Linked DNA regions of Mus musculus: region 2 is linked to region 1. The links are chromatin loops, found by intact Hi-C in ENCODE. Cell type or tissue: left cerebral cortex. All regions are shown on one strand. Each heading gives the region's core, and the rest is flanking DNA. Links, peaks and the distances in the headings are about the cores only.

Region 1 (15,760 bases), core at 7,542-10,041:
AATGCTCCTCTGCAAGGCTGGTTTTGACCTCCTGGATCTGCAAAGTCACCTGAGGTGGATCATGTCCTATCCAGGAACATTGAGAGCCACCTCCAGCTTCAAGACTAATGAAGCCTTATGGAGTTTTATGGTGGCTGAGAGATTGTCATGGCTGTTATGTGGAGGTGTGGCGAAGGGGCAGAGCTGTGAAGGTAGAGAACACAGAGAACAGACTACCACAGGGATGAGTGTGAGGAGTGAGAGAAAGGCATGACAGGGCAAGATGGCGACACTGCTGCAACCTGAAAGCCAGTTCTAAGAGGAAGAACGTCTCTAGGATTTTAGGATGGACAGGCAGTGTATAGAGATGATTCTGTATCCCTTTGGGTGCCGTGACAGTCGTTGAGAAAGTGGCAAAGCTTTGTAGGTGCTTCTCACACAGCATGAGCTGCACGTGCAATGTAGTAAGTATTGCTTGGGAACATGAGGGCTCCACCTTTGTATCTAGGAAGCAAAAGTTTCTTTGATTACAGTGTTGAATTCTAACCTGTACTTGCTAAAACAGCTGACTGATGGATGGCCTTGACACATAACTTGTCCTTTTCTATATTGCCCCAAGGAACAATGATTTCAAATAAACTTATTGAAAAATACAGATCCTACTTTAGACAAATATTCTGACATTAACTTTTGTATAACTTGATATCCTCTACATAAGTTTCAATTCTTTCTCAGCATAAGAAAGCTTTAGCTGGACTACAATTTATTTAACTGATACATTAAAGCACAAAGAATAAATTACCTTGGTGATTCCTCTTTACTAGCAGTCTTAGCTTCTAGAAGTAGTCGCTACTGCAGTCATTAGATGGTTATTGTACTGTAGCATCTAGTTTTAAATATTTGAGTATAAACTCTTTCTTCAGTCTGTAATCTCAGGTTTTTATTTCTCTAAACTGGCTGTCTTGCGCTAAAATGTGATTTGATTTCTGAGGAAGTCTAAGGTCTTTTAGTAACAACTTTCTATTCCTTCTTGCCTATTCCTTTTTGTTTGAGGGTGCAAAATACTCGGTGTCTTCTTTATCCATCATCACTCTCCTTGTGAGGAACTATTCACCTATACTACAGATTGTTTCTATTCCATTTGATGACTTTTTTTGTTTTTGTTTTTGTTTTTTTTTTTTGGTTTTTTTTGTAAATTACTTGTTGGCTTAAAGCTATTAGTGATGTAATCAGTTGAATTGATTTCAGCGTATATTGTAGTAATATTTATTATGCTCTTATTCATATCTTCTGTTCTATGTGACTATTTTCTTCTATGTCAGCTTAATCAATAGAAGCTAATACTTATATAATAGTCCTACCTTTGAAATATAGGGGGATACAAGAGCTCAGCAGCTATTGTTGTTTGTATGTTTTGTGCCCAATATGTCCCATTTATTTATTTAGAGGAATTTTTATTGTCCTCCATTGTATGGCTAAATACCTTCTACAGCATTTATCTACATTTTAGTACTTTTGAAAATTTGGATTTTGATTTTTCCCCACTTCTTTTGCACTGTGTTTTCACATGCCTTGACTATTTGCTTCCTGCTTTCACGGAGTTAGAGGTTCAACTCTTCTGCAGAGTTTTTAGTTTAGTTTAGAATTTAGTTTTGCATGCATAATGAAAAAAGTCTTTTTGTTACTTCTCATATACATGATACAGGTTTCCAGTCGTTAGCTATGATACCAACTATGTGATAAAGTAAGTTGTTTTTGTTTTTGTTTTTTTTCCATTTTTTATTAGGTATTTAGCTCATTTACATTTCCAATGCTATACCAAAAGTCCCCCATACCCACCCACCCCCAATCCCCTACACACCCACTCCCCCTTTTTGGCCCTGGCGTTCCCCTGTACTGGGGCATATAAAGTTTGCGTGTCCAATGGGCCTCTCTTTTCAGTGATGGCCAACTAGGCCATCTTTTGATACATATGCAGCCAGAGTCAAGAGCTCCGGGGTACTGGTTAGTTCATAATGTTGTTCCACCTATAGGGTTGCAGATCCCTTTAGCTCCTTGGGTTCTTTCTCTAGCTCCTCCATTGGGAGCCCTGTGATCCATCCATTAGCTGACTGTGAGCATCCACTTCTGTGTTTGCTAGGCCCCGGCATAGTCTCACAAGAGACAGCTACATCTGGGTCCTTTCGATAAAATCTTGCTAGTGTATGCAATGGTGTCAGCGTTTGGATGCTGATTATGGGGTGGATCCCTGGATATGGCAGTCTCTACATGGTCCATCCTTTCATCTCAGCTCCAAACTTTGTCTCTGTAACTCCTTCCATGGGTGTTTTGTTCCCAATTCTAAGGAGGGGCATAGTGTCCACACTTTTGTTTTTAAACTATATTGTTTTATAACTATGTAGGAACTCACTGTCCATGAAATATAGCTTCCAAGTTACATGATGCTAGCTTTCAAATTTAAATGTATGGAAAATTTTCTGTAGTACCCACACATAAACAAAACAGATTTTTAGAAAAATATTGAAGTGGCCATAAAGATTGTAAGTTTCTTGTGCCATTTTATAGTCTCATCACACCTGTTCATAGCCAAGACATTGCATAATTTTATTTTGCCAAACATTGAAGATTGGGTTCTGGCTTTCAGTATCCTCTTATCTTCCAAACTTTAGTAAAGGTTGGATATACAGTGGGTCCTTCATATATATCCAGGTAGGTGAAGGTTATAGTATAGGGGCCAATTGCCATCCACAGTTTACTCTGTAATGGCTGGATACACGTTATCACTTTGTTCTAAGTGGCAGTGTAGCAGCACCAAGGACAGTAATCCTTGAATGAGGCTTGGGTTGGACATGGGGAGTTGTTTTAGCTTAATGACCACATAAAAGAAAAAAATTGTTGGGTACAGACAGTAGTAAAATTATGGGTAAGGCCATGAAACAAAAAGTGCAGCCACCTGATTATAGGGGTGTAAACTCTTACAGGAGAGACAATGGTCTCAGAAATAACTGTGCAACGGCTAGTTGGCCAGTAGGTGGCAGAAAAGTTCTATCATTGCTGCTAGCCGACCCTGCCCTCTGCTTTTCAGGAAGAATGGGAAGACATGGGGTTGGGTTTCTTGATTCAGACAGAGCAAGAGGTGGCAAAAGCAGAACCCTCATGTCCCTGTCTAAAAGCTGTGACCTTCAGCCAGTCTTTTCATGTATAATTACATTCATATTCACATGAATTCATTGAATAGAACAGCCAGGCTGGTCAGCCCTTTGCCATGGTTCCTGTAACTAAAGGCTGGTTGTAGGTATTTAGCCACTTTCTTTCAGAAGTTTCCCAAGAAAGTGCCCTGCAGCGGCTCACCCTCCCTTTGCAATGGCCACCTGTAATCTGCAGAATGCTTAACACCTTAAACCTGATTTCTTTTTCCTGGTAGGATCCTGATACATTAGAGGGCACAGGTATCTGGTATCACCTTAGTGTGTTGATGTGTTCCACATGTGTTCCACATGTTCTACATGCAGCACAGAAGGATCTCTTTGGTGGTTTGGTATGGCTACTAAACCTGCATTTTTATGGTCCTGTGGGAAAGTGCCCTCCTTTTCCAAACACCATTGAGATTTCCTGCTTGGAATTGTAATTTTACCAGCATGCCACCATATATGTATTTTAATTAACCTGTTTGTGTCTTATAGCCTCACCTACAAGCTAGATACAATGTCTAACTTGAACAGTTATTGTAAAAATTAAATCAGAGGGGACTCCCACCCCCTCTTAGCTTGCCGCGTCTTACTTGGGAAGTTTTACTTTCACTTTAAGGAGATCTCTGGCTTCACCACCCACCATCACTGCATCACTTTTAGGATGAATGGAGTACTCTTCTGGGAAGCTGTCAGCATCCACAGGTTTTACTATCACTGATAGTAATATTGGCGTTTGTGCGTAAAGCATGTTAAAGTGTGGCTCCCACCTCCCTGGTTCAAAATTAGAATAAAGACAGACACGTTATGTTATGCTAAAAGTATATTTATATAGTATAGATCTTTACTTTTCTCCAGACAGTATTTTACCGATGAGTCATATTAACATCCAAAAACATTCTGATTTTACATAAACAAAACGAGACAAATAAACTGTCATTTCTTTTCACACACAAGGCAGCACAACTCTGATACTGTAACATTACAATTAGTACACCAAACAGGGAATCACAGATCTCATTTAAAAAAATACAGACACCAAAATACAAAACAATACAGCAGCCAGTTTAAATCAACATTTCACAAAACTGTACAAAAGCTTTGGCAAATATAAAAACAGGCTGTAAAATTTATACACAGAGAACAATACCAAAAAACACCAGAAAGCACAATGTCCCCCACCCCCCATTGTCTTTTGCCTTTGGCTTTGGACCCACAAGTATAAAAATCATCTTAGTAACGTCTATTAGTGAGGATGGGGACTGCTGGTGGGGTCGTGGGCATCATCATCGCTGTCATGGGACTCTTCGGCGGCGGCATTTGCGTCCTTGTATTCTAACTCTGCCAGTGAGTCAAGGTACTGGCATGACCAGATCTGGGGCTGGTTCTCGTAGAGTGCGGCCAAAAATCTCAAGATGTGCACCCTGTTGGTTTCGAGGAATGCCCGGGGCCCCCAGAGAAGCTCGTATTCTGCAGGCTCAGTGAACGGGATTTGCCTGTACTCTAGGTACCTGTGTCTCACAAACACACTGGTGATGAGCTTCTTTGTAATTCTGAAGAGACCACTTGTCTCCTGGACATCCAGCCCTAGCTGGAACAGAAAACTAAAGAGCAGATTCTCCCTGATACAGTAGCCTTTCATAAAGATGAGGCTCAAGACCACCATCAGGAGGCTGAACTTTGGCCTCTCTAAATAGGATGCCAGCAAATTACACTGAGGGTACGCCATCTTGTTGACGATGATGTAAGTGTGGGTTTTGGTGTCAACTTCCTTCAGTTGACAACCAAAGGTGCACTCCAGCTTAGTGTTGGCACGGTTGATGATGTCTAAGCTGTCGTCTTTGTATTCTCGGATGACAACATTTACCATCTCCGAGAGCTGGACAGGCACCTTGGCTTGGTCTTTGACCAAGAGAAACTGCACCAAAGCGTTTGCTCTCTCATCTAAGGGAGATAAGGGCTGACTCTCCCTATCAGGGTCCTCCTGAGCAGCACTGGATCCCCGAGAGACGCTTGGGACCTCAGAAGCCATCCATGTCTGAGACCCACCCGAGTCACCACAGAATTCCTGGTCCCGTGAAGTGCTAGGGCCCTCCAAGCTCCTTGGCATCCTAGAAGTGTTGGGGCACCCCCAGTCATTCAGGCCCTGCGGAGTGTAGAGGGATTCCCGGTCCCCCAGGAGCTGCATAGCCCTCTGAATCTCCCAGTCAGAATGACTGGGATTGCCCCAGGTTCGGGGCCCCCGCCAGTCACGTGAGGAGAGCCTGTGGCCACAGTTGTCTTCTTTGGGTTCCAGATGCTTCTTCTTCCTGGTGGCTTTGCCGGGGCGTCTTGGCGGCTCTGAAGACTTAGAGGCCTCTGCAGCAGTGGCACTTGCCTGGGGGGCAGCTGCTGCCACCATCAAGATGGCAGGCACTGACTTACATGCTGATGAGGCATTTCCATCTGGATACGGAACCCAGGGAACTGCAGGCAGGGCCTCTACGCAGGCATAAGGATCCTGCAGAGCAAATGGCAGTGACTTTGGGCTCTCTGAGGCGGCAGATGGACCTCTAAAGGCATTAGAAGAGGCAGGCTGGAAATGAGAGGTAGATGGAAAGACCCTTGAGGTGGCAGGAAAGGTCTCTGATGTGGCAGGCAAGTTTTTCCAGGCAGTTGGCACGTATGCCCTGGATGCTGATGCCCCCCTTGGAGCACAGAAAGTGGCACCAATGAACATGCGCTCTTTTGGAGGACCCTTTTTGTCCCTTGCAGGTGCCCTACGTTCCCTAGGAGGGCCCCGAGGTTCTAGAGAAGAGGGGCCAGGTTCTCCTGATGGAGCCATACGTGATCGAGTGGAGCCCCGGGGAAAGTTTGCCAGTGTGGCAGAGGCTCCAGGCTGGGCCTGCAACATGGGCAGTGGGCCTTGCCAAGAAGGCTGCAGCTGCACTGAAGGCAGTTCTGCCTGCAAGCCAGAGGCTTGGGCCTGGTGGGTCGGCAGCTGAGTTTGCAGTGCCTTGGAGGAGGCTGGAGCTCCCTGAAAGGGCTGCTGCTGCTCCACATGGGCGATCTGAGTGGCCTGCTCCTGGGCCTCCTGGGCAGACACAGGCTGCCAGAAGTGAGGAGGTACCTTGGGTGCCCGCCAGCCCACTGCCTGGGCCTGCTGTACCTCCTGGAACTCCAATGGCACCGGGAGCTCCTGTGGCACCGGGAGCTCCTGTGGCACCGGGAGCTCCTGTGGCACTGGGAGCTCCTGTGGCACCGGGAGCTCTTGTGGCACTGGGAGCTCCTGTGGCACCGGGAGCTCCTGTGGAACCGGGAGCTCCTGTGGCACCGGGATCTCCTGTGGCACCGGGATCTCCTGTGGAACCGGGACCTCTTGTGGCACCGGGAGCTCCTGTGGCACCGGGAGCTCCTGTGGCACTGGGAGCTCCTGTGGCACCGGGGCCTGGCCTTTGGGGGCCTGCCAGATGATGGGTGGGCAATGCACAGTCCGGGGAGCAGACTGAGCAGCAGCCTGGGGTACAGGAATTGGGATAGACAGTTGGGCTGGCAGTACTGTCTGGGGCACCTGTGGGCCTGACTGTGGCACCAAATGTATCTGAGCAACTGGTGGTACTGTAGACACCTGGCCTGTTCCTGGTACCCTCGGGAGCAGTAGACGAGCCTGTGGAGCCTGCCGCAGTGGAGGTGGGGGTGGCAGGACCTGCCACAGCTGAGGCTGGCTTGCTATGCCATGTGGAGCTGGTCTGATAGGGACCTGTCGGATCAGTGGTGGGGCTTGCCTCATCACAGGTTGGATCTGACGGATCATAGGAGGTATCTGGCGAAGCAATGGAGCTGGTCCAGGTCGAATGGGTGTGTGACCAGTACGAATGGTTGAGTGCCCTTGGCGCCCAGGTTGAGTGGCCTGCCAGGCTATTGTGGGGGCCTGCCAGGTCACCTGTGTAGCCTGCCATGTCAAAGGCGTTGCTGGCCACCCCTGGGGGGTCACCTGCCAGTTGGGTGTGGTGGCTTGCCAGCCTGGGGGTGTGGCCAGCTGTACCTGGGGGGCTTGTGGTACAGAGGGAACCTGTGGAGGAGCCCTTATGACTTGAGACTGGATTTGTAGGATCAAAGGCTGACCCTGTGGGGCCCAAGTGGCCAGAGGCTGCCCAGGGGGCAGCACTGTCTGAGCCATTGGTGCTCCTGATACTGGAGTCTGAATGATTGGACCTCTGGCACCTGGAGGATGGATCATCACGACACCAGGACCTGGAGGCTTGGCCATCGGAGTAATCGAAGGTGCAGGCTGGGTCATCAAGGCAGCCTGTGGAGGTGGCTGGACCATCGGAGCTCCCGGAGCAGGCGGCTGGACCATCAGGACTCCCGGTGTCAGCTGCTGGGCCATCAGGACTCCTGGAGTTGGCTGCTGGGCTATCGGTGTCCCCGTAATGGGAACATGCGGCATTGGAGTTCCATGTGGTCCCCCATGGACCATCGGGGCTCCATGAGTGAGAGGATGCACCATCGGGTTCCCCGGTGGAGGATGGGTCATAGGGTTCCCAGGAGGAGGATGGTGACCCATCGGAGTCCCAGGAGGAGGTGGGTGGGTCATTGGGGTCCCAGGAGGAGGAGGAGGAGGAGGGGGAGGAGGAGGAGGAGGAGGGTGCGCCATCGAGGTCCCGGGAGGGTGTGTCATCGGGGTTCCTGGGGGAGGAGGATGAGCCAAAGGGGCCCCCGTGACAGAAGGATGTAGCATCAGGACTCCCGGAGTTGAAGACTGGGCCATGGGGGCTCCCGGAGGGGGCTGATGGACCATCAAGACTCCAGGAGTTGGAGGCTTGGCCATCCCCCCTCCGAGCGGTGGAGCCTGGACCATTGGGGCCCCTAGACCAGGAGGCTGGGCCAGCTGAGCCACTGGGGCAGGCAGCTGGCCCTCCGGAGCCTCCCAGGCAGGTTGAGGAGCCTGCCAAGCAGCCATGGGAGCCTGCAAGTCCACTGGAGGTGGATCCCAGGGGACAGGAGGAGCCCGGGAGGAAGCAGGCGGAGCCCGCATCAGAACCGTAGGGCGGCTATGGACTGCAGGCACTGGGGACTCCGGAGGGCTGGAATCCCCCAGATTCGTACTTAGCTGCGACATGTCCCTTGCTTGACTGGTGGTGGCCCGTCTCCGGTTGCTGCGCTTTTTCTTCCAGTGCTGAGCATGCCGACGTGGCTGTCCAGGATCCCCCTCCAGCTTGAAGGCTGAATAGGAAGCCGGTGCAGACTGGCGTGTTCCGCGGTTCTCTCCGCAGCTCTCAGCGAGCGCAGCTGGGCTCTCTCAGCAGCTCTCAGCAAGCACTACCTGGCTGGCACCGCAACTCTCAGCGAGCGCTGCCTGGCTAGCACCGCAGCTTTCAGCCAAGTGCTACTGCCTGGCTTGCTCCGCCACGCAGCTCACAGCTCTCAGCTCACAGCTCGCAGCGCAGCTCACACAGAGTGTCGGCTGGCTCTGCAGCTCTCCGCAGTAAGAAGGAGGGGGGAGGGGGCTCAATCCCGCCCCTTCCCCGCCCCCGACCACCACAAGTGGATTGTTCAGAGGGGCGTCTACCAAAGTCCCGACTGACTCAATATCCCTTCTCCTGCGGTATAGATCCTCAACTAAGCTAGTTCATACTCTTTAAGCAAGAGTTTATATAGGCAAGTGATAGGGACAGATTTACGGTTCAAAAAAAATCACTGTGCTGCATTATGAAGTGGGAATAAACCACTAGCAACATGGAACATGTCCAAAGGTGGGGGTAGTGGTGTGGTCTGAGCTCAGAAACGAAGTACATTGACGTAAGAGGGACTGGGGAGCTATTCGAGACAGCTATTACAATTTAACGAAGGTGTAGAAAAAAATGACTGTATTCAGGTATCTGTCTCGGGTGTGTGAATTTCCTGGAGTAGTTTATTCTGTCAAGTAACTGAAGGGCAGGAAGCACATGCAGGGTAAGGGGAGTTGATGAATATTTGCTAGGACATGAGTCAGTCAACCCAGGGATAACATAGGTGGTCTATTATAACTGTATTCATTACGAGGATCCGAGAATCAAGTTTGCCCATTCTTTATCAAAACATAGTAGTAGTAGTGGATACAATTGTTTAAAAGTGTGTTCAGAGGGGGGAAAATCTAAACTCATCTAGAAGAATACTGACTACATCGTAGAATCGGGTAGAGAAAAGACGAGCCAATTAGAGAGGAAAGAAAAGGAACCTTGGAAGTAAATTAACAGAAATTCACGGAGGCAGAAGTTTAAACGCGGGAAAATCAACTTCTAAAGTGGGTGAGATGAGACAATAGAGTGTGAAAGACATCCTGAAAATAACAATAATTAAAAAATGAAGCAATGTGCTGGAAATTAGTTCTAGAAAAATGGAGAGTATAAGAAAAGTTTTCTGGAAAATCAGCTAAAAAATGGACATATACCATGTTAACAAATAAAGAGGTACCCATCAAAATTACTGCATATTGGTATTCTTTCTCCCCAAAATTAAGTGGCAATCTCAGTTTAGGTCAAGTTTAGTGGTTTATAGACGGTAACTAGCATTATGATTCCTTTACAAGGAGTGGTTTGCAGCCTAGGGCAGTCGTCCAAGGTGAGGAAAGAAACCACTAGGGGGCAGAAGAGAATGTTGAAGGCTGTACCCAACTCTTAACATACCTTCAGCACATGCTCCTAAATAGTTTTGTTGTTGTTGTTCGTTTTTAACTGGTGGGCCATAAAGAAGAAATATGCCCCAGGATGACTGACCGTTTGTTAAATAATTATGGCAGAATTTGGGGCTCATATTTCAGAGACCATCCAGTCTTTGAAAGCATGTTACACCAGAGATTCATGACAATCTCTCACTTCTATGTACATGCAAAACAAGGTTGCCTTCTAAGCAGAAATGACTTTCCATAGAATGAACACTTCAATGTTGTCATGATTTTCAGTTTTATTCTTCACCTCAGGTTCATAGCCCCGATCTCTACAAGAATTGTGAAATCGGGGGAATACAATCCTTTGGGAAGAACCTAGAATAAACACAGAACCCCTTTGCTCTCTTTTATGAGATATGCCACATGGCCATTTCTAACTGTGGGTGGTTTGAGGAAAACAGGCTCGTTTTCCTCATATGTTAACTCACATAAATGAAGACATCAGATTAAGTTTTCCCACTAACCATTTCTTTTCTAGAATGGTGACAGATTTGGTTTTCAGTCTGCCAAAGTGTAGGCCATCACACATGGCAAATGGTGTTCATTAGGGAACGGTTATTCTCTCTGATTTCGACATCAATGAATAGTTCTGCCATATCACATTGACTCCCACTAAACCTGCTGTATGGAAAGAGCATCTAATTATGTCAACAGACAACATACAAGCCACAAAGTAATGATTAGGAATAGTTCAGGGTGACAAAGAGAAAGACGTAGTTATAATTAGAAGCAGATGATAAACATCTCACAGCCTGTACAGTGGCCACTCCTTGGTAACATGTATCAACAACAGAAATGCGTGAGCATGGAGCATGCGTTGGTAGTAGATGGGCTGGTAATAGTGGGTACTTCCTCAAAATGCAGATCTGTAAATGCTGATCAGTTAGTGCTCTGTGGTTCAAGTCGTACCCAGGCGCCAAGAAGAGTAGGATTCCCTCTGTAAACTGACCATATTAAAACATAAAAAATTCAAGCATCTCCAGACTAGAGAGCCATATGCACGGCAAATTTGAGTTCCTTTTTTTTCCCTTGTGAAATCTTTCAGCTTCCAGAGTCCCCCATTAGCCTTTTATGCAAGTCCAGTTCTTTTCCTCAATAACTATGAGTTGCGCATTCCTCTTCCTCAAGAAGAGCTTGAAAATTCAAGAAAATTCATAGAAAACACAATGGAAATGAATATAAAACATTCATGGAATTTTCACATCTGTCTGTTCCTTCAGTTGCATAAGTTAGTGTATAATAGATGTGAGGAAATAGTGGGAAAAAATGGAAGAAAGAAGATTTACCCTTGCATCATAGGAGCAGTGTTTGATTTTAAAGCTTTCAGGAGCTTTGCTTTGACACACTAGTTAACATTGAGAACACAGACCAGTCGGTAAGGGGCTGTGGACTGAATCTGTAAGATTTCAACACCAAAGCTGACTCCCTCGGTCTCCTATTTAGGTGGTAGAGTTTGTATAGATACTCTGAAGTGAGGGAAGTAAGTTGTGGTTTTCACAACTCAAAAATCACTTGCTTATGATACATTCTTTGCCAAACATCCAGTAGATGCCTAGAAATGTGCTATATATACAACTATGTACAAGAACCTCAAGGCAAGATTTGATTGTTCATTCCATACAGATACTAATGTGATGATTTTAGTGTTACTGTGGAAAAATGTATTGATCATAATTGACAGAAATAAACAAGTATTCACTTTGTTTGGAACATAAGTAGTGTGTAACTATTATGATAAATGCATCTGTGAAATGAAACAACAACAACAAAAGAAAGACTCTTGAATACTCTTCAAATAGATCAACTGTATAAGAAAAGGAAATATATCCAAGATACCAGACATAAAAATAGTTGAAAGAAAAATTATAAGGTCTTCATTAAGATGGGAAATTATTATTTACTTAATGATTGTTATTTGATAAAATATTGCCCTCAGATTCCTATATATACTATTTGTTGTTTAAAATATTTTTAAGTATTTGGTTTCATTTTGTTTACAAGTAGTGTAGGATCAGAATGTTAATTTACTTGCTTAAGATTTAGCAATAGATAGCAGAATGCAGATTTTTTAATATAGCAAGTTGATAGCCAAAGGCAGCAGTCTTAGTCACTAAAGCAGGGATGCACAAACCCTGAAGATTTACATGTAATTAACATACAATAAAATGCACAGATTTAAGATAATTTTAATTAGTTCTTTCGAGTATCATTTAACATTCAGAGGGATATTTTCATCATTAAAGAGAATTCTCACTTGCCATTGTAGCCATTTTTCTACATTCAAAAGCAAAAATTTTCTCTTCTGCCTTGTGTTTAATTTACTTACTCACTAAGGCAGTTTTCATTTATAAAAGCCACCAATAGGTATATGTTATTTATTTTTAAGATTCTGTTGTTTGGTGAACTGCAAACATTTACCTATTAGAAATTTGTTTTCTAACTCTGAAATTGATAGAATTGTATTTCCTACTCCATAAATCATTTACTATAATATTCTAGCATCTGGGGTAGTCATAACTCAATGTTATTAGTAAGTTCCATTCCTTGTCCTTGGTAACATATGCTTTCATTTATTTTAGCTAAATTACTAGGAGTGAGGGGTGAGGTCAAAGGTCTGGTATTTGTTTGTAAGATTCTGAGTCACTCTCCAGAGTTATGTTAGGACATTTTATACTCTCAGAACATAAAGAGAGGTCAGATACTCATATCATTGCCAAATTCTGTAACTTTAAATTTGTAAGTTCCTTCCATTTTAATGATGGCATTGCAGTGAAAGTAGAAATGTGTTTGTATAATTCTATACTCAGATTGGAAAATATGAGTGCCACATTCTTGTCAAACTGATACTGAAGGACATTTTAATTGTCATAATAATTATAGATACTTATTAGGTGTGTGTGTGTGTGTGTGTGTGTGTGTGTGATAATTAGACGCATCTACAAAATCTGTAATTACCAATTAAGATTAATTAGCATTTTATCTCCTTAACTAGTGGTTGTTTCGTTATATTAAGAACCATAGAATAAATTCATCCTAGTTTTCTATAAAAATGTGGCAAATTATTGAAACTAACCCACATCCTAATGTACAGCACAGTAATAAAGCTTGTTATCCTTATCTAACTATATTTTGGTACATGCCATCTCACTTCTATCCCTTTCCAATCTCCATTGTGACACAAGCAGCTATTATCATACTCTCTAGGTCTATCACAATAAACTTTAAAGTTCTGTTATGGACAGAGAACAAGTATTTTTCCTTTGTGCTTGGGCATTCATTCCATACAGTTCCATCCATGATGTAGCGAATAAGTCTGTCTGTCATACAAACCCCGGCTGAATCCCACTTTGTGTATATACCATGGCTACTTTTAGTGTTTCAGCTTTTCTCTATGACCTATCTTTAATTCCATTATCTGGGCGTTAAGAACAATTTGATAATAAACATAGGTGTGTGCATTTCCTTTAGTTGTTGTTTATCTAGAGAGTTGATCTTTCTGCAGTCTGGCAGGCCTGAAATGCATGATAAAGCTCAGGTTAGCCTTTCATGACAATTTCCCTCTTTCAGCCTCATGAGTTTTAGGTTTATAGACATGTGATATCACACCTGGATATCCACTGAGTGTATCAATTTCCTTTCTTTGCCAGTATATATCTAAGAGTTAAACTGTGGGCTCATATGTTCTACGTGTGTTGACAAAATTAAAGTTGTATGTGTTCACCATTATAACAATTCATTCAATAGTGACATTGTATCTTATATAACTGAGAAATATTTCTATACCATGCAAGTCTGGGAAAGAACACTTGCAGCTATTCACACAATGACAGTGTAGGTGTCAGATATAGTCTCGCAAGTAGGAATGACTGCATGAACATTAGTAGACAGAATATTTTGCTGTCTTGGAAACTCCTTCTGGTTCCTCCTGCAGAACCCCTGGTAAGTTTTAGGGTTCTATTTTTCTTTTTGTCTGTCTTCACAGTGTGCCTTTTAAAATATGTTATATAGTTTTAGATTCTTCTGTAAGTTATCAGCTCAAGAACTTTTCTAAAGATACCGACATCAGAAGAACATGCAACCTTTCTCATTGTCAACATCTTCCACTAAGGCATCATCTGTTACAATCAATGAACTTGTATTGAAACAGAATTCTAACCTGAAGTTTCATAGCTTGTACCAGGTTTAACTCTTGGTATTTTTTATGCTATGGGTTTTGACAAATGCTAAGTATCATATGACCATCAGTACATGATCATAGAATGTGTGATGTTTCTCCTCCTGTGCCTGGCTTATGTCACAAAATCTAGCGTTTTGGGAAACCAGTGGCCAAAACTACCCCAGTAGATATGAAACTCTACGGATGCCTCCACTCCTTGTGTGACTTTGGAGCAAGTGCTTGCACATAGCACATTAAATATTCTGCATGATGTGGACAATCTCTTGATGACTTATATCCCATACAATGTAAATAACATAGATTGTTATAAACTACTATTTATATAACAATGCCCTAGCATCCTCGGTTGTCTTCCTGTTTATAGTTTCCTTCATGAATCTGTTTTTTCTTATGATGTGTGGGGAGTGTGTGAATGGCCATATGAAAGCACACACCTGTGTTCACTTGTATATGTATATATGCACACAAACTATTACACAATTTTCTGAACTACATGTAAATTCTTTAGATCATTTTAGTTGTTTTTTTTTTCTCTTTTGTTCTGTATTTTAAAGTATTTTGCATGGATTAGACACAAATCTTTTCTTATATGTTTATTTGCCTGGTGATATTTTAGGATCAGATGATGAAGATGTTTTGTGTCTAAAGACCACCTATAGAATATATTCTTAGAATGTTTCATGTTGCTGCTTACTTTCAAATCAGGTTATATATTTTCATTGATTCCAGAAAAAAACTCTGTTCTTTATTTCATCAGTTGAAACTTTGGAAGATTTTGGTTTCCTTTTGACAGGGTATCTCCACATATCCCTGGCTATCCTGAAACTCACTATGTAAGTCAGGTTGGCCTCCAACTCACAGGGATCCACTTGCCTATGTCCTCTGAGTTCTAGGATTAAAGACTTGTGCCACCACATTTGGCACCTTTTTTTGTTATGCTTTAAAATATGCTTTTTGAAAATAATATACTTTTCATTAATTCTTATTATGTTACCACCTTAAAACATCCAGAAAATTTTAATTAATTCAAAACTATTTAATAATTTCCTGTGTGACTTCTTTGACTCATGGGATATTTCAAATTTTATTAATTACCAGACGCTTCAACATTTTATAGAAATTTTAATCACACATCTTTCAGTGTAATTAGATAATATGTACAATTTGGTCATACTCATTCAAAAAATATATGAACTTCCTGCACTGAATATACTTTGAAATAATAGTAATAATAGTTTGAAACCAGCCTAGGCTTCAAATGGACTCCTGTGGTGAGAGAACATTCTAAACAAGTTCTGAGTAGGTTGTTCTTATCTGATAGTTTCACTTTACTTTTTAAATTTTTCTTATGGTTGCTTGCTTACTTATTCTGAGATGTATAAATACGTGTGTGAACTTGTTTATTTCTCCTACTTATTTTGACTATTATACTTAATATGCTATTAACTCGTTTGGTGTGTTGTCCACATTGCATATGATTATGTCCTTCCATTTGACCTCTTAATTGGTTTGAAATGCCCTCTTAGATTTGGGAGTGTTTATGGCTTGAAACCTTCTCTGCTTGACAGTAAAAGGGCCACCCTGGCTTTCTGGGGCTTGGTCATTGTATACTTTGTTTATTTACGTCCTTTGCTCAGTGTTTTACTGTCTGGAGGTCCGACTGGGTTTCTTTCCCCTGTCAATTAAAGAATTAAGAAGAAAAATCTCAGAAACAGCACGCAGCAGTAG
Region 2 (15,760 bases), core at 5,783-8,282, 150 kb after region 1:
CAGTGTGTGTGTGTGTGTACTAAAAATGATTAATTTGTTTCTCATTATTGTTATTCCTTTGTTTTTTTAATTTGTTCCTCATCGTTCTGTGAAAAAAAGACTAGTTTAAGCTCCATCAAAATCATGCACACAAATTTGCAGCCTTTTCAAGCACTCATAATTACTTGTTGCTGTCATTTTGTCTAGCCTACTCAAATCACCCCACAATCCTGCTGTAGAATTGTTTTAATGTAGAGAAAATTCCCAATGTAACCAGAGAAAATACTAACCAAGTAAATACAAAAGGGTTATGGGACCAGAGAGGAAAGGAATTACCTCATACCCTTTTAATCATAGAAACTAGTCAGCTGCCTTTTTGTAAGAGGATTTTAAGGCAGATGACAGGATTCTGGAACACTGAATGAGCATAGCAATTTAACAGAAAATCTGATATTTGCACCTGGTAATTCTTCTGTGGTCCCAGTTGGCCAGGATTAGGATTTGGGGTTAGGGGATGGGGGCAACTGTGGGCGGTTGTCAAACTAAAGCCAATATAACCTAGGATGCTCTATTGCATCTGTCTAAAGAAACCTGGTATTCTGAGCCAGTTTTCTGCACATTCTCAGCTCTTTCAGGAGTGATCACAGCAAGCTTCCTTAAAGAAAATTTGTCAAGGAGAATAGAGGAAGTAGTACACTAGTCCCTTGGACTTCCACCCCTCCAACAGCACCACACCATGCTGAGAGTGGGTTACTCTGGTGGAGCCTGCCCAGCTGCCTAAGAATAGTGTAGACAAATCTTCTGTATCCTTGATCAATCTGGTAGGGTGGGCACAAAATGTCTTCTGTTTTGAGTAGCCAGCTTCCTGCTCACCCCTGTGTTCACAGAGAGTAGCAAATTAATTTCTTGATTTTCACATATAAGACATAAGTATGATCCTGCTAATGAGCCTCAGTATGCCTATGGGAACCTGCCCTGAGATAATCTAGTGAAGTTTTCAATTAGACCCAGAGGACTCTTGATGTAGGCATAGAGGTATACTTCAGTAGATGAAAGTTGGCAATGATGGCAATGAGAAGCTGAAAAGAAGCTAAAGATTGACATGATATGTTTATAAGGAATCCTGACATCATTTAACATAAAATAAGATAAAAAAAAACAGAAAAGCAAGAAAACAAAACTTCTAGCAAGAAGATGATAATGGGTGAAATACTAAAGAGAGATCTATCTTCTGCCCTTATTTATACATGGGTTTCTTCTGAAGATAAAGTGAATTTTCCTGGAAGAATACACACACACACACACACACACACACACACACACACACACACAGGTGCGCGCGAGTACCCGCGCAAATAAACATATAGAGAAGCATGCACAAACACTTCAAAAACATTCACACAGACACAAAGATTTACTTACATACACATACTCCCATAGAAATATACTTATACACAGAAATATTCAAAGAACAAACGTTCACAAACACTCATAGAGACACAGAGAGACACAGTCAAGAAAACACAGACACACACAGACACATTCTGAGACTCACACATGCACACATGGATATACAGACAGAATCTTATAAACAGGCACACGCACACACACACACACACACACACACACACACCAAAGACACAGGTATATACACACAGATGCACACACACAGACACAGAAAACACACACACACAGAAAATACACACACACATACACACACAAACACACACATGAACATATATACCCACAGATCCAAACACAAATGCATACACATAATTTTGCATACAGAGACACAGAGAAAGACTGATACACAGAGAAAGACACACATATACATAGGAACCCTCACACTAGTATTCATGAAGACACACATATGCAGACAAATGCAGACATACTCACATAGATGCACACATAACTACACACACATTCATAGATACAAACTGACATACTCATACACATATACACAATCACACACACATAAACATACAACCCCACGGAAACAGACATATAAATCTCTTTCTGTCTCTCTCTTTTCTCCTCTCCCTCTCTTTATGCCCTCCCTCTCTGAAAAACCACAAAGAAACATTCTTGACTTCAATTTCTTACTCTTCCCTGATCCTAAGGGAACATATGCTAACCTGGACTTATTTGGGGACTCTAAAAACATACCACCATTCTAGAATCTATTCCTTCTTTGGCCAGAAGCCCAGAGTGGGTTTCATGGATGGATAGGTCCAGCTGGAAACCTATGCTAGGCATTGTGTGTGTGTGTGTGTGTGTGTGTGTGTGTGTGTGTGTGTGTGTGTGTGTTTATACAGGACAGCGGCTTGTGATGATCATGTTAACTATACATGATCCTTAAAGTCATATTTATTTATTAGCCATTGAGGTGATATTTGGTAATATTCAACAGAAAAGCTATTTTGTACTAAGCAGAATATTAAGGACCTTTATCTTCATTGTTATGTATGAGTGCACATAGAGATGAGCATACGCTCTGAAAATTCTGTAACAGTTTATTTGTTTCAAAATATGCAACACACAAATGTTCTTAAATATTTGTGATTGCTTCCAACTCCCTGCAGATAAAGGTAACAAAGCACCCCCCCCCCATTCAGGCTGCTTTAATCTCCCTGTGGGGCTTTCTAATGTAATTTTAAGACATAAAATGTATTCATGATCACACCAATAATTACATGCTTGGAAAATAAAATGATTTTCTTATTCCCCATTAACATTAATTGTTTCCAGAACTTTAGCCTCTGGCAAGAGCCTATCAGTGCCGTAGGGCAGCAATGCCCATGGGACTAAGCTGTTGTAGACTAGGAGCATGGAAATACAAATCATAAATACACACATTTAGATCTTGTGTTGCCATGATTTGATTTTTCATATAATTTGCCTAGTTCCCCATCACCTCAGCAGCCTTTTCTTCCAGTGATTTATAGACATTCCTTCTATAATACAGTTACAAAATTTGCAAAGGTTTCCAATAAGCCTATATGTTATCTTTTTCACTTCTTTTAAGCTACCTTTTCTAGTTCCAGATCACTAGCCTTATTTATTTTTTAATGATATGAGATAGCATTTTAGCTACAGTTTCTCCCAATGGAAGTTAACCAAATGTTGTGAAATGATTTTTAATATCTCAACCATATGCAATTGGGAATTATTTGAATTTGTTTGGATAAATCTCCATGTATACATAGATTAAATACAGATCTTGTTCCTCCCTATCCCTCCTTTTAAATTTTTTTCTTCAACCCCATGAACGCTGGGATTACAGGTTTTTGCCTCTAACTCCACAATGGCTTTTTAAAAAGTGATCATTTATATTTATGGGATGAAAATTCTCTAAATAAGGTGTTTTTTTTTTTTTAATGTTTCCCCAGTTGGCTCCACCAATTCACTTGTGGCAGATCTTCTGACCCCTGTGTAAAAGAGTAAAATTGGAGATAATTAAAATTTGACGGGATACTTTTCTAATTGATTCCTCTTGTCGTCGGAAATGTTTTCAGTGCTATGACGCCTGCTCTCTCCCATGCCAAATGTCAGCCACTTGCCCAAATCCGATGCAGCAACCTTTTCCAAGACCTTTTATATATTATTTCTGTAGATTGCAAAATAGTAGGTCCCAGAGAAAGGTCTAGTTTTTGGCTCTACTGTCCATTTAGACCATTTCTTAAGAATGTGCGAGATCTGGAGTATGAATGATTGCAGATAACGGATTGTGCTTTCAGGGTCCCGAGACACTCGCTCTAATACAGCTGTGTTTTCAGCCTCCCAAGAGTTCCTGCTTTCCCCTCCACCCAAATTCTCAAACATCTGCTTGTAACCAAAGGAACAAATCCTCACTTCCTTGAGGAGGAATGAACCCCTGGCAAATCCAAGTTGGCTGTTTCAAAGAGATTTTTCTTCCCATTTCCTTTATGGTGGTTGGGAGCCTTCTCTAATCATGTTACAGTGCCATCTAGCAACCAGAACAGGAAGTCTCTAGATGGAGTAAAGTGCCTGCAATATAGGCAGCTGCTGATAAAAACAGCCCCCGCACATCGGAAACAGACGAGGGGACGATATGTGAAGCAGAGTATTTAAAAAAAATCATACCAACTACAAATATTTAAATAATATACCACTGTGTGAAATATCCAATACTTTGTGACCCCTAGCTTAACCAGATGAAATCTTTATTTCAAATTGACTCTCAAAAGGAACTGATGATGACTCTAAATACACAATCCTATGTGTCTATGGAAATTCACAGATTGATTTTACATTGTGATTTAAAATTGTTCTCAATTTGTAAAATCTCACAGACCACTTTATTAATCACAGTATGTGTTATAAAGTCTGTGATACCTAAGATCATAGGCACTATGTATTGTAGTCATTCATATATTCATAGAGAACTAGAACATTTCTAATGTTTCTGCTATTGCAAATGATGCTGACAATCACAAAATTTTTAGTTCTTTTTGGAAAAAAATAGACTGGTGCAGAAGCAAAATAGGATATTTTACATTTTGCAATGTATTGTAAAAGTCTTTACTTTTAGAGGTTTCTATGAGATCACAAAAAACAATGGCTTTATTATAGACTTGCTCTGATTTCAAAAAAGGAAACTCGGAGGCCTCTCAGTCTCGTTCCTTTATCTGGACAACTAATCCCTCGAAACCCTCTCTGTTGCTGGCAAGGGGTGAACATTTGAGGACTTGCCTGTGTGATTCAGACACATGGAGACCAAGATATTAATGATGAGGCCGCCGATTGTGAAATTAAGCACTTCCAGGGAAAGTAAGTTTCATGGCCATGTGTATCCACGTTGCGTTCCAAGGAAGTGAGGGCCCGGGAGCTTTGTGATGGAGAGCAAAGAAAGCAAAAGCAAATGGAGCGATTCATTGTGATCACCTTGCTGTCTGCCAATAAAGCACTTCAGAAGTCTGTTTCAGAGACTAATTGTTTTGCTTTTCGCCTTTTCTTTTTGTTTTGTTTTGTTTTGTTATTTGCCTTTCATTCTTCCTAACACTATTCATAGTTCCTAACCTGTCATTTCATTTTAAGATCCTGCTATTTATTTATTTACTTATCTATTTACCTAACAAAAATCTCTTAAAACTCTGATGATTATATGATCCTGTTTTACAAGCTTGGGGCATGTTGGTGTGTAAAATAAAGGTACCTGCTTCCTTGTAGATTTTAATCAGGCTCTCACCAGATTTGCATGTTATGTTTATTAATACAGTGAATAAAAAGCGATACATAAAGCAGACCAAAAAAATCAAAGCACACAGAGGCAAGGTTGAGTGCGCCAGATGTCAGAGGCTTCAAGGATAATCAAGGGAATCTGGATAAGACATGTTTGACTTGAATTTTGATAAAAAATTTACAAGAGCTGAGTCAATCAATATAAGTGGAAGATGGATCTTCCTAGGCAGCAGACAAAACACTCCCGAGTATTCGGTAACTGAGAACAGGGTCTCTGTGGCTGCGAAGCAGCTCGAGTCAGAGGGTGATGCACACAGTGTAAAGTATGATTTTTCGGGCTTCCACTCGGGGTAGCGTTTTGAAAGGGGATTGACTTCAGTGTGACTCATTCTGCTGTGAGGATTGTATGGGTGTGGGGAGACACTGGGGTATAGGCAGGAAATCGTGTTAAGGGGTTATTTCAGATGCTCGAAGTGGGTGTGATGGATTCAGGTCAGGTTTCACCTATGGGCCGGGTTCTTACTTGGTGCCTTTTTTACTTTGACGGAGCTGTGGGGTTATGTGAGTTCCCGACAGAGGTGTGAAAGAAAAATCTATAGTAGCTCTATGTAATGTTCCAGTAACAGTGTTGAGCCTCAGTAAGTATTAAAATAAGGTGAGAAACAAGTGCTTTGCTGTACTCCCAGATCCGTGCTGTTCAGAGAAGCCTTGTTTAGCAGGACTCTGGGGCAGGATACTGAAGGTGTGGCTTGGATCACAGCCAGATTGAAACCAGAATGTTTAAACTTGAGTCTACTGGGAAAATGTGGTTATTAGCCCGAGCAGAGGGGAAAATTATCAAGGGAAAAACTGTGCAGGCATTTGTATGTAAGGCTAGAGTTCAGTAAGCAGGGCGGCTGTTCTCCTTGCCTGTCCTCTACCTTCAGACTTGGTTACAAATGAAGTCTTTTCTTCTCCACCAGGCTCTCTATGACTTTCCTGATTTCCCATACCAGTGAGTTATTACAATTCTGTGGAAGCTCAAAGCCTAAATCGTGTACGTTTGTCCAAAGTTTAAATACTGATAATACTGATAACTCATGATTTAAGAAAGCGAAAAGTCAGAGGTCAATTGCAAATGCCATTTCAAGGCCGTGAGGCTGAATGCGCCTTGAAGTCACTGAAGGATCTGAAAACTTGATTTCAGAAAATTGAGCTAATCTGACCTTGGCTAATTGACCCAGAGTTAGCTTACTTCCTTGCTTTAAACTGTCATCCTGGGGTCAGGGGCAGGTACCTGGGTTCTTTCCCAGTAACTGAGAACATTTCAATTACATTTCTGTAGGGAATCAGCCTCTCACAGCCACCATTTTACAAGCTCTCACCACCCGTTATGGGCCTTATCTAATGTCAATCACCTGAAAAAAAAACAAGAAGGGAGGCGATGGGCTCAGAGCAGCTTACAGACTTGGAGGAAGGGAGGGGGTGCTAGCACATGCGCACTCCTTCCACCGCAGTGCAGGGGTCTGCTCAAGAGGGAGGGGGATTTCTTGGCACATGCGCAATGGAAACACACTGCAGCAGCTCCCTTCTCTCGAGGAGGGGGCTTCCTGGCGCCTGCGCACTCTTACTACAGCATTGCAGAGTCTACTGTGCGACTGCGCCAGTTTGTCAGCTTCTAGAAAGATCTAGGGCTAGACAGGGGCGGGGGGCAGAGAGGGAGTTGGGCTGTGGCTCTTTGCTCCAGCCCCTCCCTTTGCAGCTCTCAAGCCACAAGTGTTCCTTTGCTCAGGTTACTGCGCCAACAGGCGGCTGCTGCGTGGAACAGAAGAGGCCCTTCTGTCCCCTGACAGCTTCTGACTGCAGTGTTTGTTAGGGCTTGGAAATGTTGGAAATGTGCTGTGTGGGTCACCAAAGTAGAATTCGAGTCAAATAACACATCCTAATTTTGGAAAGAGCAGCTGCATAGGAAATTTGGGTGCGTTGACAAGCTGAAGGTGAGCTGCCTGGGAGAAAGGATTACCTCAGCATTTGAGCCTGATGCCCTTCAGCCTGCCCCCAACCCAGGACTCTATCCCCTGGGGCCTCAGCTCCTTGCTAGCCATCTGCATTAGAGCAACACTGTTAGAAATGCAGATTCTCAGCTCACTCCAGTCAGAAAAAGAAATCTGAGAGGGCCCACCCTGGTTTTAACAGCCTTGGGGTGTTTTTGATCTATATCTCCAGATAGACACTAAGGAGAGAATGTTGAGTAAACAAAGGCCTGACTGCATCCCAGGAACACTGCTTCCCAAAATCTGACCCTCAGGTCCTACTCTCCTGCGGCTGACCAGAACAGGAGATGGGTCATTTGAGCAAAGCAATGTGATGGCCTTGAGCCTAGCACAGGACTTGGTCTTTCCAAAGACTGTTTGCTAACAGATACAACATAAAACAGCCTATGTGCTTCCTTCTCTCCATATGACATGCAAATAAATAAATAAATAATAAAAAAGGAGCCTTTTAAAAACAGGGAGTCATTCTTGGAAAGTCTGTCACTGTCCACTCCTTGACTTAAGATACTCACAGCCTAAAGCCAACTTCAAATTCAAATTCACCCGACCGGACAGGAAAGTTAGCTGACTTTTTCCATACTCTGAGAGTCACAAAGGAAAAAAAAAAAAAAAAAAAAAAAAAAAAAAAAAAAAAAGCAAAGTTCAGATTCTGACTTTTTAATGTGTGTAATAAATTGGTGAAAATTCAGTCAGACTTCAAATTAGCTGTATTTTGTATGCATGTGCTAATTTTAGTCTGGACTGGGGTGAAAAAAATAATGAACGTGGAAGTTATTCACATGTTGATGACTTTAAAGCTGTAGTATGTAAGTTTTCCTCGTTCTAAACCACAGTAGAAGCAATGAGGTTTTATTACAAATTTCTGGGATTTTGTTTGTTTGTTTTAGCTTGTACCTGAAAAGTAGTTCTTCCATACATTTTGTTTCCTCTCATTCTCATAAACCTTGTTTATGTATTGAACAGTTTGTTTCTAAGCTCATCTCTACATTTTGTTGTATTTTATGATACTTAACACCACCAAAAAGTCTACTGACTCAACATTTTACTTGAAAGCCATCTTGCCGTGGGTCATACATCATAGATAGGTACTTCAATTCTTTATCGGTGATGTTTACCAGATTTTTGTTTTCTAACCTCTAGTCAACTGAAATTTCTTTATTTCCTTGGGTTTTTCTAACACTTTTCGTTTGCTATATTTTCAGTTTATTCCATCCCATTCCAAAGTCTGTGACACAATAGCTTCTTTTTTATGAAATGTTTCACTTCGGGAAGTATGATCATATGTGTGTGTGTGTGTGTGTGTGTGTGTGTGAAAGAGAGAGAGAGAGAGAGAGAGAGAGAGAGAGAGAGAGAGAGGAGAGAATATGAAATATCTATGATATTCACTTTGCCCCAACTTCTTACTTCAAACAGCACTCAGCCTGGATATGTGCTGAGATTTCTAAATTAAGTTGACTCTGATGAGAGTCCAGAGAACCTTCTGGGCTTAATATCCTAGTGCCACGTTCTAGAAAAGAGATCACTCCTCAGTGTCAGGATTCTGAAGATTCCCAAAGGCTGTTGTCTTGCTTGAGCCAAGAGCATGGCTGAGTGTGAGGGAAGGAACACTTAGCATTTGGATTCTGCACTTCTAGACTTTTATTCTTGTGCACTAGATGGTAATTATAAACACATACAGTATCAAAACTCAATAATTACTGAAACAAAAAGCATTTGATCTTCTGTTCTTTTGACAACAAAACACAATTTAAACTTTTTTGTTGAGTTTGTTATTTTCTGTTGAAAACAAATGTTTTATTTTCCTGGATCCTGTACATTGTGGTTTTTTTTTCCCATATTCCTTGAGCATTTGTGTTTATTTTGTACAAATGTTTCATTGCATAAAATTGCTCTATGCTCCCTGAATTGGATGGGTTGTTATTTTTAGAAGTATTTATAGAAATACTTTATGGATTCTATACAACAAGGCTTTGTTCATTACAGGTCTCACAGTTGTTTTTTTTTTTGTTTGTTTGTTTGTTTGTTTTTCTTGATAGCATGATCCTCTCTATTTTCCACAGGATTTTTGTATTAATTGAAATTTATTTTGTGAATATGTGATAAGACAGTCCTTTTTTCCCCCTAGAGGAAATGAATAATAAGTTATTCAAAAATTAAACTTTGTTAATATCTAATCTGAAACATAAAGGAGATGCTATATTGGATTTATATTATTTTCTTTACAAATATTTGTCATATTTTTACCTTATACCCCACTTCCTGTTATTTTCCCTATATACAATTCTTCTGAATTCGTTCACATGTAAAAACAATGTCCACATATTTACATCAAAACATTGAAAATACAAGGGGTATGAATGTTTTAACTCAAAATCTTTCAGAGTGCCTTTCAAGTAAGACATCTCTTTTAACCACACTTCAGGCAAACTAGGATTGATTAAATTTTTCTGGAGACACACCTGTTTATCATGTACTTTCTTTTACTGGCAGAATTTCATGACTTTCTAACCCCACTGTCATTTCTTCTAAGGTCAATGCTGTAGTCATTCTGTAATGAGGAGTGTTTCATCACCTGCCTTTCATTGATTTGTGAGTATTCATACACAACTCTCATTTTATTCATTGAGTTAAAATATGTTATTTTCAGTATCAATTTGAAACACACAACAGTGTCCCAGGATCCTATTCAGAGTAACATATTGCATTTACTTATCATGGCACCTTGAGAATGTTCTAGAAGGCCAATTCTCTGTTTCTGATTTTGTTGCCTTAGTAAGTCTCTAGCAGAATCTTCTGCAGAAAACCTCTCAACCAGGACATATTGGGTATTACTGTGATTTCACTGAACCTCTAGTTAATAAAGCCCTTAAACTCTACCTGGGGAATTTACATTAATCTGTTCTTGAAGAAGGTTTGATAACCCTGACAACTCTGTTTTTAGTTTTAGTTAAAATCTACAGTGTGTGAGAGCTGACAATATTAAAACATGTACAAAAATCCCATAAAGCAATTCAACATCGCCATCTGCCATCCAGAAGTGGAAGTACAGGGTTATGCCCAATCTTATGGCTGGGAATCTAGACTCTCAGTAGTAAGATACAAAGAGTGATTAGATTCTGGAAAGAGCCCAAGAAACTAATGCTGATGGACACCAGTAAGGAGCAGATTTAATATAAATTAATTTATTTCTAAACTATAGACATATGACTGACTCTAAGGACTCAGGTATTTGAATTTTTATTTCAGCACCAGATTGGGTATGTAACGGAAATCCTGGCTCCAAAACAACAGATAACGGTAAACCAGAGACCAGGAAACAAAAGCCAATAAACCTGAAACAAAGGAATAGTTAAGAGTTTGGCATATAGCATTCCTTTCTATTTACTTGCACATGTTTTTAAAACAGGAACATGTTTAAAAAAAAAAACCTTAACAATGTACTCAACTTTCTATATCCATCTATAAAGATGCAGTCTGGGAAGAGGGCATCTCAACTAGGAATTGTGTTCAGCAGGTTGGACTTTAGGCAAGTCTATGGAGCATTTTCTTGATTCACAGTTGATCAAGTTGGGAGAGTCCAGCTCACTGTGAGAGTTGCCACTCCTAGGCTGGTGACCCTAGGAAATATAACAAAGCAGTCTGAGAAAGCCATAGAGAGCAACAAGTAAGCACTATTCTTCCATGTGTCAGTTTCTCTCTCCAGTTCCCTCTTTCAATTCCTGTCCTGGGTTCTCTCGGTGGATTGTGACCAAGGATATGTAAGACAAATGTTCCCTGTCTTCCTTAAATTTGGTCATCTTGTTTTACCATAATAGTATAAACCTTACTTATGACTGAACTCAATTAAGTCTACATATTTCTAAGCAATTGTCATGAACAATTCTATAGCTAATATATAAAGCTAGCTATATTTGATAGTCAGTGTTTGATATGTAGAACCTTGCTGTATTTTTCTTATCATTAGGTAGACATGCTTTATTTTTTATTTTGTGATCTTAAATACAAATGTCTCTTAATTTATTTGTGAACTAACAATATATACTTGATTTATTTTTTTTCTGTTTCACAGAAAATACAGTCAGAAGTATTATTTTAAACTACATTCTTGTAAGCTTCATTAGTAATAAAATTGTTGATTCCCTAAAAGATCATTATGACATTAATTCTATATTAAATGATGATATTAAATCAGTGTTTAGGCTTCAACATTAGCAACTCTTCTTGTAAAAGCTAGCACAGCTTGTCTAATATACTTATTTAGCATTAAATGCCTACTATTCCTGCTCCTTATTTAGTTTTCTCTTTGGTAAATTGTTTTAACATTTTAAAAAGCATTCATTAGTAATGTGAGATTATTGTGTCAACATGTATATAAGACTACAAAGATATAAACATTTTCCAAATGGTTAACTGTTTTTAGTTTTACACTATCAATTACTTACCAATAATTTAATAAATTGTAAATATTTCTGATTTCATGTAACCAATTTACCTCTCAAAAATATACAAATGCTACTTTAACTTAAAACATACAGTATTAATTACATATATAATGTATGATAAAAAGGTAGGAAGTTGATATTATTTTACAAATATTTGAAAATACCCACATCTCTAAATTACTAAGTATGAATTTCATTACTACCTTTCTTTGATTTTGTAAAAAATAAATTCAGTGAACATTAGGAATGGGAGTTGCCTCCAAGATGTGAGACCTTGGAGGTTTTTTGTTTGTTTTTGTTTTATTTTTCCATTTTCTTATTTTACTCCCTAAATATTAATTATACATATACACGTGTCATTTCTGTATTTGGTAATCCAAAAGTTAAATGCCTTTTAATTTATCAATGGACTGGTACATACTTGATTACTCTAAGTATTTTTTGTAAATTTCATACTTCTTTTAAACTTCACTAATAATAAAATTGGTAAGAACCTAGACCATCATGAGATAAATAATTAAATGTGAAGTGTCTAAAATATGTTTTAAGGTAAAAATAACATTTGCATATTTTTGCTAGAACGATTTTACATATTTTTCTATTAAACTATTGGTTTACTAGAACTTAATGTTTAGAATTTTAAAAGAATCTAATGGTTAAGCATAATAGGCTAAAACTAAGTGGAGGTAAATATTTGGGAAATAAATATACAATTTTTATTTTAACATTCTACCATTATTGATGTATATGTATATATATTTTTGATTCCAAAAACTTTGTAAAAGTTCTTATGACCTGTGTAGTCTATTTTCTTAACATTTCAATTTTAGAAAATTCAAGATCTATTTGTAAGACAAAACAAAACAAAACGAAACGAAATAAAACAAAATAAATATGTAGGAAGTGTGAAAACGTAATGTTTCCTTAAGGATGAAAACTTCATTGTGCTTTGTGCTCCACAGATGGTTTTCAGTTAATTTGGGGTGAATTTAGTGACTGTGTAGCAGATCCTTCCTGAACTCCTCATCTGGCCTCTGCAGTGGCCCCTGGGGACTGCTTAGTACCAGTGCACCAGGCTGGTCATTAATGCTTGTGAGCTGGTAAGTGTCCGGACCCTAGCCGGCTTAGTAGCAGGGAATGGTGGGAAAGTCACGTGTTCACAGCACAAGGAAGGCATCTGGCAAGGGCCAATCTTAATCTGGCTCTTCTGCATCAGCTAGGCAGCCAGGTGTTCAGCATTTGCTGGTCTCTGCAACAGCCTAGAAGTCTACACACAGGGGTTTTAGCTTCCAGTTCCCTAGGTGTTTTTCTTCAGTCTGTGGCTGAACCTGAAACTTCCCACAGATTCTTACCCCTGCATTCCTTCACAACATACAGAAGATAAACTTTTTTCTCCCCTTAGAAAACGGATATACATTTCATTATTTATCAACTTTATATTCATGCACAAGTACATAAAGTGCATATAGTAGTAGTATCTGCTCTTCTTTCTTCTGTTGGTCAGCATACTTTAAAAATTTTTACAATTCTTAATTATTTTCGTTTTCTTTTTTTTTTCTTTTTTTTTGCTTTGCTTAACAGCAAGACTATCTTAGTTATACCAAGGAAGTCACGACTGATTTCCTTTTCTTTACATTGTAAACAGTTAGTTGCTACTCCGATTTTTATCATTCTGAATTTAAAGAAATAAATGAATGGAAAAGACAAAAGGAATCAGAAAAATACTGAAATCAAAATCTTTTATGGTATTTTGGGTTTGTGTCCATCTACAGCCCTGGAATTATGTTTAAAGTGTTCAGAAGTATATGCAGGTACTCATTTCACTATGTAGGCTTTAGCATTTTTGAAAAAATAATAGAATTCAAATTTTATATAGAAAATAATATACAATGAAAAGTCACAGTCTGATCATTACATTCTGAATTTCGTAATCACATGTGTCTTTTCAACCTATGTTTGCAGAGTAAGTGTATGTATTAATATTGATGTTTTAAGTTACAAAAAGATGTATACAGGGATCATCAAGCTAATTTCAGGTAGATATATTGTGCCATAGCACAGTCATACATTACGAGTTCCCCTCTCGATTGGGTAAAATTTTTTTATTCAAAAGCCAAATGTGTGAGGTGTACCCAGTTCTCAGTTAGGAGCACTAATGATGCACTAGGCAAATAACTTGAAAGGCTCAAGAACATTAAGTGATGACAAAAGACTATATTCTTTTACCATCTTTTCCATTGCTTTGCAGAAAGCTTATTCTTACTTTGCTATTATCCTAGAGTTGTTTACTATGTATATTTAGATATTAACAAGCAATAGATTTTTTATAATATTTAGAAATATACTTTACAAACATGCAGGGATATTGTTACCAAATTACATCATTATTTGATTAGCATATATTTGTCGTTTTTTTTTTTTCATTTTATTTGGCTTAGTTTGTGTCTATTTTTGCTTCAATTTGCAGATTGCAGGTATCATACTGAAATACCTGTACATTTATTTGCACTACAAACATATTATTGTGTACAGCTTAATTTAGAATCTAATTTCTAGGTCAACAGATGGACACTCCTCAAATCTTACTATATATGAGCACATGTGAACCAAATCAGTATTAAATTTTACTTTAATAGTATCTTACACTATTGTATATGGCAAAAGAATAAATTTTCATATCCTAAGTATTCATATGTAATTTACAAAGTATATTATTCAGTCATTTTACGTTAGCAACAATTTAGGTACTGCATAGTGCTTTTAGCTATGCTTGTCTAATTTCTTTGGTAATATATGTTTGCAGGTGGCTGACTAGAAGATTCACTGGAAATGCATAGTAAACCAGAGAGGTAAGGACAGAAAGTAACAACAGAGGAATAAAAACTTCTGTATGAGGAAGAACACTGATAGAAACATTCCAGGACTGAAAAGGAGCTGGTGGTGTGAGCGTTGACATGTAAAAGAAGCTAATCTGTTAGGGTTTTGTTGTTTCCCTGTTTGTTTTTAGAATTCTTATTGTCAAGAAAGTTTAAACCCTTACTTCAGTTTTTTTTTTTTTTTAAATAGCAATTCGTCCCTCTTGGAGTCTTTTCCATCATAATCGAAATATAGACATTATTCTGAGGAAAAAGGATATCTTATTCCTTTTACTTTGGAAGGTGAGATGTCAGAAGCAGGAGGTGTGCACCATAGATCTTGTTAGATTGCATAGATTGCAGGGGTTCCTTAAGTTTTCTTTTACTATGTATTTCTTTTTGAGATTATGATATAATTACAACACTATTCTCTTGCTTTTTCTCCCAAACTCTTCTATATACTCCACCCTACTCTCCTTAAAGTTTGTTGTGTTATTTTTCATTAAAGGCTACACACACACACACACACACACACACACACACACACACACACACACACATATTATAAAGGTTATATATTATATATAATCTTTTATATTATACACCTTCAGGGATGACCAAGTTTTTAAATACATCTGTGTTATTTAGGCATGTCTCAATTAAATGTTGAGTTTGGCACAGAGGATTAGAATCACCTGTTATTGAATCACATATGCTAACAATTACTTGCTCTAGTATACATTATTCAATAAAAACTTTTTGATCAAATTCTGACAAGTAAGATTGGCATGGTGGCTTGCAGCTATACTTCCAGGACTCATTAGCCTGAGGTAGGACGATATTGAGTTTTAGGGTTGCCTGGTTTACTTTGAGAGACTTCATCTGATGTCCCAAGTTCTCAGTGAGCGACTATGTTGCATACTTATCAGTCACTATATTAGAGATTATGAGAAGTTTCCCTGTTATTGTCAAAATGAAAACAAATCCTAAGTAACGATAACATGAGAGGTCACTTTTACTAATACATATGATGTCACTCAATTTTAAGCATGAGACCTCAGTGATATCACATGTCTTTCTTCTTATACTTCACTTTTGTCTGATTTTAAATTCTTCTTACTATCTACATTCATGAATTGTACATTTAGGGTATTCACCTCTCAGTTTGTCACAAGTCATGAGTAAGCAGACAGATTGCAGAATAATTCCTCTTTAGAATTACTCTTAAATACGTTCTTGGATGAATACG

The links. Hi-C counts contacts between places; a loop is a spot of excess contacts. Peaks named below come from ENCODE experiments on the same cell type or tissue, not always from the same donor. Only the 100,000 strongest peaks of a DNase experiment are listed, where the experiment ranks them.
Region 2: it touches region 1 in a loop (9-fold over the local background); 28 of 42 quality-filtered maps call a loop at or near these places.

Annotation. Positions count from the first base shown.
Region 1 is chr7:62,369,858-62,385,617 of GRCm38, reverse strand. It overlaps Magel2 (melanoma antigen, family L, 2), which reads right to left and starts at 8,639. Exons shown (of 1, transcript NM_013779.2): 1 at 3,978-8,639. The coding sequence starts at 8,268. The coding sequence ends at 4,414. All of the region lies in intron 1 of Gm32061 (predicted gene, 32061), which reads left to right. In left cerebral cortex, for the core only: CTCF peaks have their summits at 8,481 and 9,767 (motif pointing right); DNase peaks (open chromatin) are centred at 8,491 and 9,776; H3K4me3 peaks cover 881 bases.
Region 2 is chr7:62,222,387-62,238,146 of GRCm38, reverse strand. No RefSeq gene overlaps it. Among named protein-coding and RNA genes, the nearest start is that of Gm42395, 80 kb to the left of the region's middle. In left cerebral cortex, for the core only: no CTCF peak of the experiment used is centred there; DNase peaks (open chromatin) are centred at 6,733 and 6,842.